2 separate regions of the Homo sapiens genome follow, and region 2 is linked to region 1. The links are chromatin contacts, found by Hi-C or POLR2A ChIA-PET in ENCODE. All regions are on one chromosome and are shown on one strand. The core of a region is the stretch at or near the end of the contact, and the rest is flanking DNA. Distances in the headings are between cores, read along the strand shown.

Evidence for each region. A loop is a pair of places that touch in the nucleus more often than their neighbours do. ChIA-PET counts read pairs that join two places held with the same protein, here RNA polymerase II (POLR2A). Pooled maps may share reads with other maps.
Region 2: a loop to region 1 is called in a pooled map, with 2.0 times the contacts of the local background. The contact joins two enhancer-like sites. A Hi-C loop is called at or near these places in 3 of 50 pooled maps. POLR2A ChIA-PET finds 5 or more read pairs at or near these places in 3 of 52 experiments (MCF 10A, PC-9 and activated T-cell).

What each region holds. Positions count from the first base shown.
Region 1 is chr13:26,994,931-27,001,059 of GRCh38, reverse strand. No RefSeq gene overlaps it. Among named protein-coding and RNA genes, the nearest start is that of USP12-AS1, 130 kb to the left of the region's middle. RefSeq lists an enhancer at 3,455-3,724. Within about 2 kb of position 3,564, at least 4 of the 41 ENCODE cell types and tissues checked have a DNase peak (open chromatin) inside an H3K27ac peak, as active enhancers do.
Region 2 is chr13:27,224,736-27,230,864 of GRCh38, reverse strand. No RefSeq gene overlaps it. Among named protein-coding and RNA genes, the nearest start is that of LINC00412, 9.5 kb to the left of the region's middle. Within about 2 kb of position 3,729, at least 2 of the 41 ENCODE cell types and tissues checked have a DNase peak (open chromatin) inside an H3K27ac peak, as active enhancers do.

The sequences.
Region 1 (6,129 bases), core at 2,315-4,814:
TTAACTGAGTCAATCTGCCATGACCCTACTTACAAGTCCAATTCCACTGTCAGGTGCTGGGGGTTAGGACTTCACCCTATGAGTTTGGGAGGATGCACACAGTTTATCCTCTAACAGCCAGGTTCTCAAGGTCTAACTTCTCCTCAAACTCTGCTTCTTCGTCAAAGCAGTCAATTCGGTGTGCGACGGTGCAGCTGCTGGTTGGTTAACATTTGTCCTCAGCTAGGGAGACTGTGTTGGATGATCCCCCAGTGCTTAGCACAGGGCCTCGGGCAGAGCAAGTGCTGAAGAGGTATTCGTTGGATTTGTGGATGAATGAGTTGAGGAATAAATGATTATTTCTAATAGCTGATGAAAGACCTAAAAGGCCAATGATAAGCAAGTGGCCAAATCACCCAAGACACAGTTGTTTATTACACAGCTGTTAAAATGTCTCTGAAGACTTTGTGACAATGTGGGAAAATGCTTATGATCTGACATTGAATGACATGGTAGAATACAACCGTTTATGGAATATTACATGAAAAAAGAACAGAAAAATGAGAGTCCAGTGTTGAACTCACAAAAACAAAAAATCATGTATAAATTGTGATCAGATTTTCCACATTAAATGTATTAGTTCTTCTCATTCATTAAATAAATAACTTCAGGTCAAAGCTAAAGAAAAATTAGCATCCTTAAACATTGGGATCCTATGAACTATCCTTTATTCATTTTGGAGTAAAAGATGGGATGGCAGGAAACACACAGGGCCTCATTTCTGCTTCTTTGGGCAAATCTTATTTTTAGTAACTCGCTTTGCCATTAATAAAACCACGTCTGATCATATGTAAAAATGATGTGTTTGAACTTCTTATTTTGCATACTTGCTCTTTAAAATTTTTTAAAAACATTTTTTCTTCAGAACTAATGCATGCTCATTAAAAAATTAAATATCAAAGTAAAACAAAAACTTAAAGCATCCTAAAATTGTGCCTCAAAGCCATAACCATTAATTACATTTTGGTAATATTCCTCCAGAATTTATTCTAAATATACAGATCTGTATATTTATTCTAAATATACAGATATACTAGAGTATAATACACACACACACAAGCATTATGCAGAAATGAATCCACACTCCATGAGGTCACAAACTGCTTTTTCATTTTAAGATATTTGTTGCCCATATCTGATGGTGTGGTCCGTATGCCCCCACAATCCTACTCTTTTTACCCAAGCAGCAACTCAGATGCGGAATCATCAACCTAGGGTCTGAGAGAAGCAGCTGAGATACAGGAAGGGGCCTGGCCATCTTCCCAAGGGCAGAATGAGCATGCCCTGGGTCCCCGACTGGGTCACACTCTGCTGCTCTGTGAGCTGGCTGCCTCTCTTTGTCAGGAAGACCAAGTTCACCGCCACGTGTGCTGGGGTGATTGGATGGGCCATGTGTGGCATCCTGGTTGGGTGGAAGCTGCCATGTAAGTAGTAAAAGAACAGAGCCAGAGCTGTCCTGCGCTTACTAGAGTTAAAGTCCCGCCATGTTTTGCAGAATTATCTAAAGCTTCCAAAGGTTATTGGAGTTATTTCCATTATTCAGAGCTGTGACCAAGTTTGTGAAACTGTATAACGTGGTTAAGAACATGGATTAAACATCTTTTAAGGGGCAGTGGTGTTGGCATGGGTTGTGGGTTCTGTGTGTTTGCGCATATGTGTGTGTGTGTGTGAGAGAGAGAGAGAGAGACTGTGTTTTACTAGCAATTTATAAGTTGTAGTCTCCATATTTTGTTGTAAACCCATAGTCCTTGTGTGTCCTCAAAATTTCTGAATGATCAATAGACATTGTTTCATGTTTGGTGAGTAAAAAAATTATATCTTTGAGAATTTTGATACCTCAGTACATCTGAAACATCTGAATAATACTTTGAGGTGTCTGATGAAAAATATAGTTGCTGCAGAGTCTGTAAATATCTTTTCTCCTCTCAAATTTTGAATAACATAAAGCCCAGGTTTTAATAAATGCTTCCAGGCTGTATTTTTTCCTCCCGAAATGAACTCTTCCCTGCTCTTTCTGTTTTCCTGGCTTCCTCTCTGGTACCAGCATGTCCTGGGAGGACCTTGTGTCACAGTCCCAGGGAATAATGAATCTCACCGCCGTGGAGGTGAACAAGGACGCCCGGTTCATGAACCTCCATGGTGAGGACATTTGCCGTTATTTTTTAAAATTTGAAGTTTTTTTTTTTAAATCATCTCATTGTCTTGTATTATAGAATATTATAGAAGATAAACTATTAATTATCTCATACTTTGGACAGTTTTCCCATTAATTTAACAGAGTAACTGTTCACATTCTTTCAAGGCGGAATACAAAATTTTACAGCCAATAATTAGAAGGGGCCCTGGGGGCATTATTCCTGTCCATGGTGCCAGCATCATCGATGTTTTATTGACTTCACCTTTGAAACTAAGCAAGGCACAAAACACGTCCTTTTATGTCAGAGTCAGGAGATTTGTTTCCCAGCACAGCAACTGCACATCACTTCACAGAGACGAAGACTTAGGTGGAGCAAGGGAAGAGGAAGTGCGAAGAACCTTGGGCTGGAAGCTTTGTTCTTGCACGACTGCTGGTGCCTTAGGATGTTGTTTTTCCTGTCGAACTTCTGGGCAGCAGAGAGGAGGGAACTGCTGACCCACCTCTCCGGTCCCTCCTCAGGTAGCCTCATGCTCGTGCCTGAGGGGAGAGGGTTCAGGGCTTTCCCAGACAATCTGCACCTCAAGCTGGGGGCATCCACACAATAACACGGTACCTGGAAAACTTGTGGGTTGCTCTGTCACTTGGACCTAACTCACTAGGAAAATTCTGTGTTTCAGCTGGGCGTGGTGGCTCATGCCTGTTATCCCAGCACTTTGAGAGGCCGAGATGAGTGGATCACTTGAGGTCAGGAGTTTGAGACCAGCCTCGCCAACATGGTGAAACCCTGTCTCTGCAAGAATACAAAAATTAGCTGGACATAGTGGCGCATGCCTGTAGTCTCTGCTACTAGGGAGGCTGAGGCAGGAGAATTGCTCGAACCCAGGAGATGGAGGTTGCAGCGAGCCAAGATCTTGCCACTGCACTCCAGCCAGGACCAGATGCCTAAAAAAAAAAAAAAAAAAAAAGGAGAGAGAGAGAAAATTCTGTGTTTCTAGCTTTTTTTTTTTTTTTTTTCCTTGAAGAAGCTCAGGAAACAGAAGCAGATGGAGGCTGGTGTTAGATCCAGCTCTAACCCCACTGCACTCATCATTCTGGATTGTATTTTTGTGCTGATCTGCCTTCGTATGAGACAGGGGGACAGGTGGGTCCAAATCTGGGTGGCAGACCCTCAATTGCTACTTCCTGATGAATATGTAAATGAGCCCTTGGGACGTGTTTTAGAACATAGAACACCATGGTCTTCAGATGCCTGGCTGAGCAGGGCCTGGTGACTGCTGAACCAGTGGTCAACTCCTCAAACCCTTAGGGACGTGGCGCTTCCTCAAGGGCAGGATGTGGGGTTGTTTTGCTTCTGTTTTAGGAGGTTATTCTTGTTTCCTTAAAGAGATAGTGAATTCTCTCATGTCAGAGACCGTGGCATGCGCCTCTTTCATGGGAGATGCAGAAAAGCTATGAAACAAGCTGTCTGAAGCAGAATTGAAAGGGGACAGGGAGAGATGGGCAGGCAGGAGGAATTTATTTTGTGCTGACTGTGCAAGGTGCAGAGCTAAGGCTTTCCATACACATTACATAAACTCACCCTCACCTGCCCCCACCCTAAAAGACTCTGAAGAAAGTATTATTATGCCCATTTAAAAAATATTAAAAAACCAAAAGCACAGAGAGACTGTCTCATCCTGGGGTTTGGTTATGATGTGGCAAAGCTTGGTTTGAACACTGGTGTGACTTCCCTAGTCTAGAGTTGTTCATGCTGAGATGGGACCAGTAAACACAGGGAAGCTGACATGTACCCTAGTATTTAGTAATAGATTCTAAATGAGTCTTCTCAGAGATGTACGTGTCACAAAAGATACATCACAGTTGTGGGAATTCCACAGTTTGGAAGAGGCAATAAATCCTTAAAGAATTTTTGTATCATTTTATGTTAATAGAAATTTTAAATATTTTAAATATATAACTTACTATATTCCAGGCAAAATGCTAAGTGCTTTGCGCATCTTACCTCATTTAATACACACACACACACACACACACACACGTGATCCAGTGAGGCAGGTGCAAATATCATCCCCATTTTGCAGATGGTGAAATTAAAGCTAAAAATACCACAGCCAAGAAAATCTTGAAAAAGAACAAAGTTGGAGGACACATGCTCCCTGATTTCAAAACTTATTACAGAGCTACACTAATCAAAACTGTGTGGCAGTGGCATAAAGAGAGACATATAGACAGATGGAATGAAATAGAGAGCCCAATAAACCATTTTTGGTTGATTTGTCATATATGGTTGAATGATTTCAACAAGGGTGTCAAGACCATTCAATGGGGAAAGGGCAGTCTTTTCAACAAACTGTGCTGGGGAAACTGGATATTCACATGCAAAAGAATAATGTTGCAGCCTTACTTAACATCATATACAAAAATTAACTCAAAATCAATCAAAGACCTAAACGTAAGAGCTATTACTATAAAACTCTTATAAGAAAACATAGGGAAAACTTCATGATATTGGATTTGCTAATGATTTCCTTTGTATAACACCAAAGGCACAGGTTAAAAAAATAAATAAACTGGACTTCATGACCATTAAATACTTTTGTGCATCAAAAGATACTATAAATACTGTAAAGTGACAACTTACAGAGTGGGAGAAAATATTTGCAAATTACATACCTGATAAGGGATTAATATCCAAAATATATAGAGAACTCCTAAAACTCAACAACAAAAAAGTCAACACTCAATGCAAAAACATCTAAAGGACTTGAATAGATATTTCACTAAAGAAGATATACAGATGGCCAATAAGCACATGAAAAGTGTTCAATACCTCTAATCATAAGAAGAATGCAAATAAAAATGATAATGAGATAAAACCACACACCTGTTGGGATGACTACTAACAAAACAAAACAAAACAACACAAAAAACAGAAAATAACAAGTGTTGGTGATCATTTGGAGAACTTGGAAACTTTGTACAGTGTTGGTGGGAATGGAAAATGGTGCAGCTGCTGTGGAAAACGGTATGGAGGTTTCTCAAACAATGAAAAATAGAACCACTATATGATTCAAAAATCCTACTTCTGGGTATATTCTCAAAGCAGGGTCTTAAAGAGATATTTGTACACCCATGTTCATAGTAGCATTATTCACAATACCTAAAACATGGAAGCAACCAATCCAAGTGCTCAACAATGAATGAATGGATAAAATTCATTCAAAATTCAAAATGTGGCATATGCACACAATGAAATATTACTCAGACTTAAAAAGGAAAGAAATTCTGGCATGGGTTACAACATCATGAACCCTGAGGACATTATGGTAAGTGAAATAAGCCAGTCAAGAAAGGACAAAGACTAAATTACTCCACTTGTATGAAGAACCTAGAGTAGTCAGATTCATAGAAGAGAGAATAGAATGGAGGCTGCCAGGAACTGGAGGGAGGAGAGGCTGAGGAGTGGTTTAATGGCTGTAGAGTTTTAGTTTTGCAAGGTGGAGAGAGTTCTGGAGATGGGTGGTAGTGATGGTTGCACAATAATGCGAATGTACTTAATGCCACAGAACTGTCCACTTAACAGTGGGTAAGATGGTAACTTTCATGTAATTTTTTTTTCAAAATAAGAAGTTGGGGTAAAATACGGATAGTACATGATTTGCTTTGTCATGGACTAGTTAACAATGGAGTTAGGATTTAAAGTCAGGTTTTTCCGATTCCAAAGCTATGCTGGACACACGGTGCATTGTGTCTGTTTGTGTGGCTCACAGGTGGCTTGATTAAATATTTTGCCACCGAGGTGGCTGTGTGTGTGGCACATGGCCCTGAGGTCCCTGGAAAGCAGCCACCTACAGATACGGGTGATGCTACATGCAGAAAGAGAGCAGGGGACCTCCAGGAAGAGCCTGAGGAACTCGACAGAAACCATGGGGATGATGAGATGTGAGGTGAGC
Region 2 (6,129 bases), core at 2,480-4,979, 230 kb before region 1:
TGGGAGGCTGAGGCGGGTGGATCACGAGGTCAGGAGATCAAGACAATCCTGGCTAACACCGTGAAACCCTGTCTCTACTAAAAATACAAAAAAAAGAAAAAAATTAGCCAGTCGTGGTGATGGGCGCCTGTAGTCCCAGCTACTCAGGAGGCTGAGGCAGGAGAATGGCATGAATCCAGGAGGCAGAGCTTGCAGTGAGCGGAGATTGTGCCACTGCACTCCAGCCTGGGCAACAGAGTGAGACTCCATCTCAGCAAAAAAGAAAAAGAAAAAAAAATTATGCACAGTTTACTATAAAACTACAAGAACTAATAAGTTCGTCCAAGTCACAGGATACAAAATCAATATACGAAAGTCAAATGTATTTCTGTATACCAGCATTTAATACTTTGAAACTTGGTCGGGCACAATTGCTCACACCTGTAATCTCAGCACTTTGGGAGGCCAAAGCAGGCAGATCATGAGGTCAGGAAGTCAGGTCCAGCCTGGCCAACTTGGTGAAACCCAATCTCTACTAAAAATACAAAAAAAAAATTAGCCAGGCGTGGTGGCATGCGCCTGTAATCCCAGCCGCTCAGAAGGCTGAGGCAGGAGAACTGCTTGAATCCGGGAGGTGGAGGTTGCAGTGAACCGAGATCACACTACTGCACTCCATCCTGGGCGGCAGAGCAAGTTTCCATCTAAAACAAAAAAAACAAAAACAAAAAAAACCCTAACAATAAGAAAAACATTCCATTCACAGTAGCATCAAAAAAGTATGCAATACTTAGGAACAAATTTAGCAAAAGCGCAATGCTTCTACTCTTAAGAAACATTGCTGAAAGAAATTAAAGAAGACCTAAATAAATGAAAGAACATAGTATATTTGTAGAGTGAAAGACTTAATATTGGTAAGATGGCAAAAATCCCCCAAATTGGTTTGCGTATTTAATGCAAATCCTATCAAAATCTCTGCTGACTTTTTTGGGGACTTTTTTTTTTTTTTTTTGAGACAGCACCTGGCTTTGTTACCCAGGCTGGAGTGCAGTGCCCCAGTCTTGGCTCACTGCAATCTCTGCCTCCAAGGCTTAAGTGATCCTCCTGCCTCAGTCCCCACAAGTAGCTGGGGCTATAGGCATGCGCCACCACACCTGGCTCATTTTTGTATTTTTTGTAGAGATGGGGTTTTGCCATGTTGGACAGGGTGGTGTCAAACTCCCAAGCTCAAGCGATCCACCTGCCTCAGCCTCCCAAAGTGCTGGGACTACAGAGCCACCACACCTGGCTGGGCATAAATTGATAAACTAAAATTCTTAGGAAATGAAAAGATCCCAGAATAGCCCAAAATAATCTTGAAAAATTGACTATAGTTTGAGAACTTAGACACACCCTCACTTCAAAATGTAATGCAAACCTATGGTAATCAATACAGTGTAGTATTGGCATAAGGATAAACTATAGACCAGTGAAATAAAATTGAGAACCCAGAAATAAACCCTTTCATTACAGTCGATTGATTTTTGACAAAGATGTCAAAATTCAATCGGAGAGAGTCTTTTCAAAAATGGTGCTGGGACAGTTAGACATCCATATGCAAAAAAAAAAAAAAACGTGAAATTGGCCTTCAGCCTCATACCATACACAAAAATCAACTCAAAATGCATCGCACACCTAAATTTAAGAGATACAACTGTAAACATTAGAATAAGACATGGCGTGTAAATCTGTGGTCTTAAGTTAGGCAATGATTTCTTATAAATGATAACAAAAGCACATTGGTAAAAAAAAATAATAAATTGGACTTTTGAATTTCAAAAACCACAAGAAAGTGAAAGATAACCCACAGAATGAGAGAAATATTTATAAATCATATATCCACTAAGAGACTTATATCCAGAATATATAAAGAACTCTTAACAACTTAATTGTTTTAATGGGCAGAGGACTTGAATAGATATTTCTAAAAAGAAGATACGTAAATCGCCAATAAGCACATGAAAAGATGACTAATGTTCTTAGTTGCCAAGGATATACAAATCAAAACCACAATGAGATACCACTTTATACTCACTGTAGTGGCTGTAATAAAAAAGATATAATAACAAGTGTCAGCAAGGATGTGGAGAAACTAGAACCCTCATGTTGCTGGTAAGAATGTAAAATGGTGCAGCCAGTTTGGAAAATAGTTTGAGAGTTTCTCAGAAGGTTAAACATAAGAGTTACCGTGTGACCCAGCTGTTCTACTCATAGGTATCCATCAAATATAAATGAAAACATTTTCACACAAAGATTTTTATGTGAATATGCAGAGCAGCAATATTCACAAAAGTAAAAAAGTGGAAACAACTCACATGTCCATCAGTTGGTGAATGGATAAACAAAATGTGATATATCTATACAATAGAATACTATTTGACAGTAAAAAGAAGTGAAATACTGAGACTTACTGCATGAATGAACCTCAAAAACATTATGCTTGGTGAAAGAAGCCAGACACAAAACAAAATGTACTGTATAATTCTATTTATATGACATATCTAGAATAGGTAACCATATAAGGACAGGAAGTATGGTTGCCTAAATGTGAGGTGAGGGGGGAGTAAGGACTGACAGCTACTGGGCACAAAGTTTATTGTGGGGATGATGGAAATGGTCTAAAATTAGATTGTTGTGATGGATACACAACTTTGTGAACATAGCAAAAACCATTGAAATGGGTTAATTTTATGGCATGTAAATTATGTCTCAATAAATCTATTTAAAACAGATAAACACTGGCTCTTGTCCTGGGAGGGCTGTGCTCTGAATGACAGCAGGACATAGCAGTGAGGTAACAATATGCCCACTGGGACCTTGGAAGCAGAGTGTTATGATAGTAGGGTAGTGGATTTCAGCATTGCCGTTTTTTATTTTCCCTCAAATGTTTTAATTCATTTTTGTGAAAAGCATGGAAGAGGTATTACAAATTTTTTAGCAGTACCTCTCATCCACATTTCAAAAAAAAGTCCTATTCTAGAATTTTGAATGGGTGGCATTTTATGTTAATGACCAAAGAATTTGTCTTTAACCTCTGTTGGCAGAATTTCAGGATTTTGTTACAAGGGGTCACAAGGTGTTGGGGAAAGGACTTTGGCTTACAGGTCTGGAGACTGTCATCAGCCAAGTGGCTGGCTGTGGGCAAATCTGCATTTCTCCACTATGCTCCAGCCTTTTTAGGGGAGCTTTGTGGATTTGGCTCACCAAGGTTCCTTTATCATCTACACTTATATGCAATAGGTAGCATTGTTTCTGTTCTCAACAGCTGAGGTAGCTATTAATTCTAGAAGGAGGTTAGAGCCAGTGTAAATTTCTGGTGGGAGTGGGGTCCTGCATGCAACCTTCCTCCGGGTGCTCTTCCTTCCTGGGTGCATCCACCCTCCTAGGGTGCATCTGGAAAAATGCTCCAACCTTTCAAGGTTTGGGGCTTTCCTCTGTGAAACTTAGCAATCTTCCTTTTAAAATTTTTAAAAATTTCTGTTGACTTTTTATTTTGAGATAATTATAGATTCACAGGAAGCTGCAAAAATAGAACAAAGAGGTATTTTGTGCCCTTCAACCAGTTTCCCCCTGTGGTTACTTTTTACCTACCTACAGCACAATATCAAAATCAGAAAACTGACTTTGGTACAACATATGTGGATAGTTCTATGCCATTGTATCACATGCGGAGGTTCCTGCACGAGTGCACACCACTACTTCATGACACAGAACTATTCCAACACCTGACAGCTCCCTTGTGTTACCCTTTTCAGTTACACCACCCCTTTCTTTCACCATACCTGGCAACTACTAATCTTTCATCTCTGTAATGTGTGATAGTGAGAATGTTAAATAAGTGGAACTGTAGAGTACATCAGCTTTTTTTTCCTTTTTTTTTTTTTTTTTTTTTTACTCATATGATGCCCTTGAGATCCACCTAAGTTGTGTTTATCAACAGTTTGGTTTCCTTTCATTGCTTGGTAGTATTCCATGGTTTGGATGTGCCAGTTTAACCATTTACACATTGAAAGACATTTTGATTGTTTACACTTTGGGGCTATTTTATCAGCATTACCCTTATGAAAGTAGGAAAGCTTTAACTAATGCTCTTGGAACCCAGGACACAAAAATGAGAAACTACTAACTACAAAAGGAGAGGTAAACCCTGTTCTAATTGAATGAGAAAGGAGCTATTCGGGTTGACAAGTTTCTGGGAGAAAATTAAGCTCTCAAGTTCAAGAACCTCAGGTTCCTTCATGCCTTCCTCAGTAGTATGCACCCTCTTCTCCGTCATCATTCACCATTCAAACAAGAAATAAGACAATTTTTTTAAAAATTGTGAGGTCCTGGTGAAGTGTGGTGGCTCATGCCTGTAATCCCAACACTTTCAGGCGGGCGGATCACCTAAGGTCAGGAGTTCGAGACCAGCCTGACCAACATGGTGAAACCACGTCTCTACTAAAAATACAAAAAGTAGCCACACATGGTGGCAGGCACCTGTAATTCCAGCTACTTGGGAAGCTGAGGCAGGAGAATTGCTTGAACCTGGGAGGTGGAGGTTGCAGTGAGCTGAGATCACACCACTGCACTCCAGCTTGGGCAACAGAGCGAGTCTCTGTCTCAAAAAAAAGAAAAAAGGGCCGAGCACATTGGCTTATGCCTATGATCCCAGCAGTTTGGGAGGCCAAGGTGGGTGGATTGCCTGAGGTCAGGAGTTTGAGACCAGCCTGGCCAACATGGTGAAACCCTGTCTCTACTAAAAATACAAAAATTAGCTGGGCGTGGTAGCGCATGCCTGTAATCCCAGCTGCTCAGGAGGCTGAGGCAGGAGAATCGCTTGAACCTGGGAGGCAGAGGTTGCAGTGAGCTGAGATCATGCCACTGCACTCCAGCCTGGGCCACAAGAGTGAAACTCCGTCTCAAAAAAAAAAAAAATTGTAAGGTCCTTTTCTTATATAAAAAAAGTTCTGTGTGTAACATATTCATTCATCCATTTCTTATTAAGTGATTCATTGTGTGCCTCTATGATACTGGGACCTGCTCTTAAGATGGGAACAAGTCCATGCCTTTGGGGAAATTATATAATCTCTAGGGAGACAGACGCTAAACTAAGAAGATTATTTTAAAAGAATTTCATATGTGGTATGAAGGACCAGCTGAGGCTACCAGAACATCAACAACATGATCTTTAATCTGAAAGATCAGGACAAATTATCCAGGGTAGGAGGCATAAAACCATAGGAGTGAGTGAGAGAACAGCACAGGGGCATAAGATTCAACACATTTTGAATCATTACCTGAATTATGACTACATACCCTTGGAAAGTACTCGTTTTATCAGAAGATACAAAATTGTGAACAAGTTATTTATACAGACCAATGATATATGGTGTAGGAAAAAGATGTACAAATTTCTATAATGCACTGGCAGATTTTTAAAAAGAATTTTTTTTTCTTGAGAGGGAGCCTCGCTCTGCCACCCAGGCTGAAGGGCAGTGGTGCGATCTCCGCTCACTGCAACCTCCACCTCCTGGGATCAAGCGATTCTCCTGCCTCAGCCTCCTAAGTGGCATTACAGGTGACCGCCACCATGCCTGGCTAATTTTTGTATTTTTAGTAGAGACGGGGTTTCACCCTGTTGCCCGGGCTGGTCAGAATTTTCTGTATAAACAATAAAAGTTGACTTTTCAGTTTTAGTAATAAAAATATTTTCTAATTTGTTAATCATTTTTTATCCTTATTTTTGGTATGTTTAACAAAATTTTAAGTGTGGGCCTATTCTTATTGTGTGTGTGTATGTTTATGTTTAGAGTGAAATACAGGACTGCAAATTAAAGGAAATGTATTTTCCTGTTCAACATAGAGCACACTATACTTCCTTAGGCACTTTCTACACAAAGTAGGTACCAACTAGAATTTTGTGTGATGGTTGAATAAATGTATATCTTACAAAAGTACTAATCTTGGAGTCCTACATAAGTTGGTGAATTCCCTGCCTTGTTTTTTCATTTTTAATTGAGGTAAAATTAACATAACTTAAAATTTAGTGTAGAAATCTAGCCAGGTATGGCGGCCCTTGCATGTAGTCTCAGCTACTTCAGAGCCCAGAGTTAAAAGTTACGGTGCACTGTG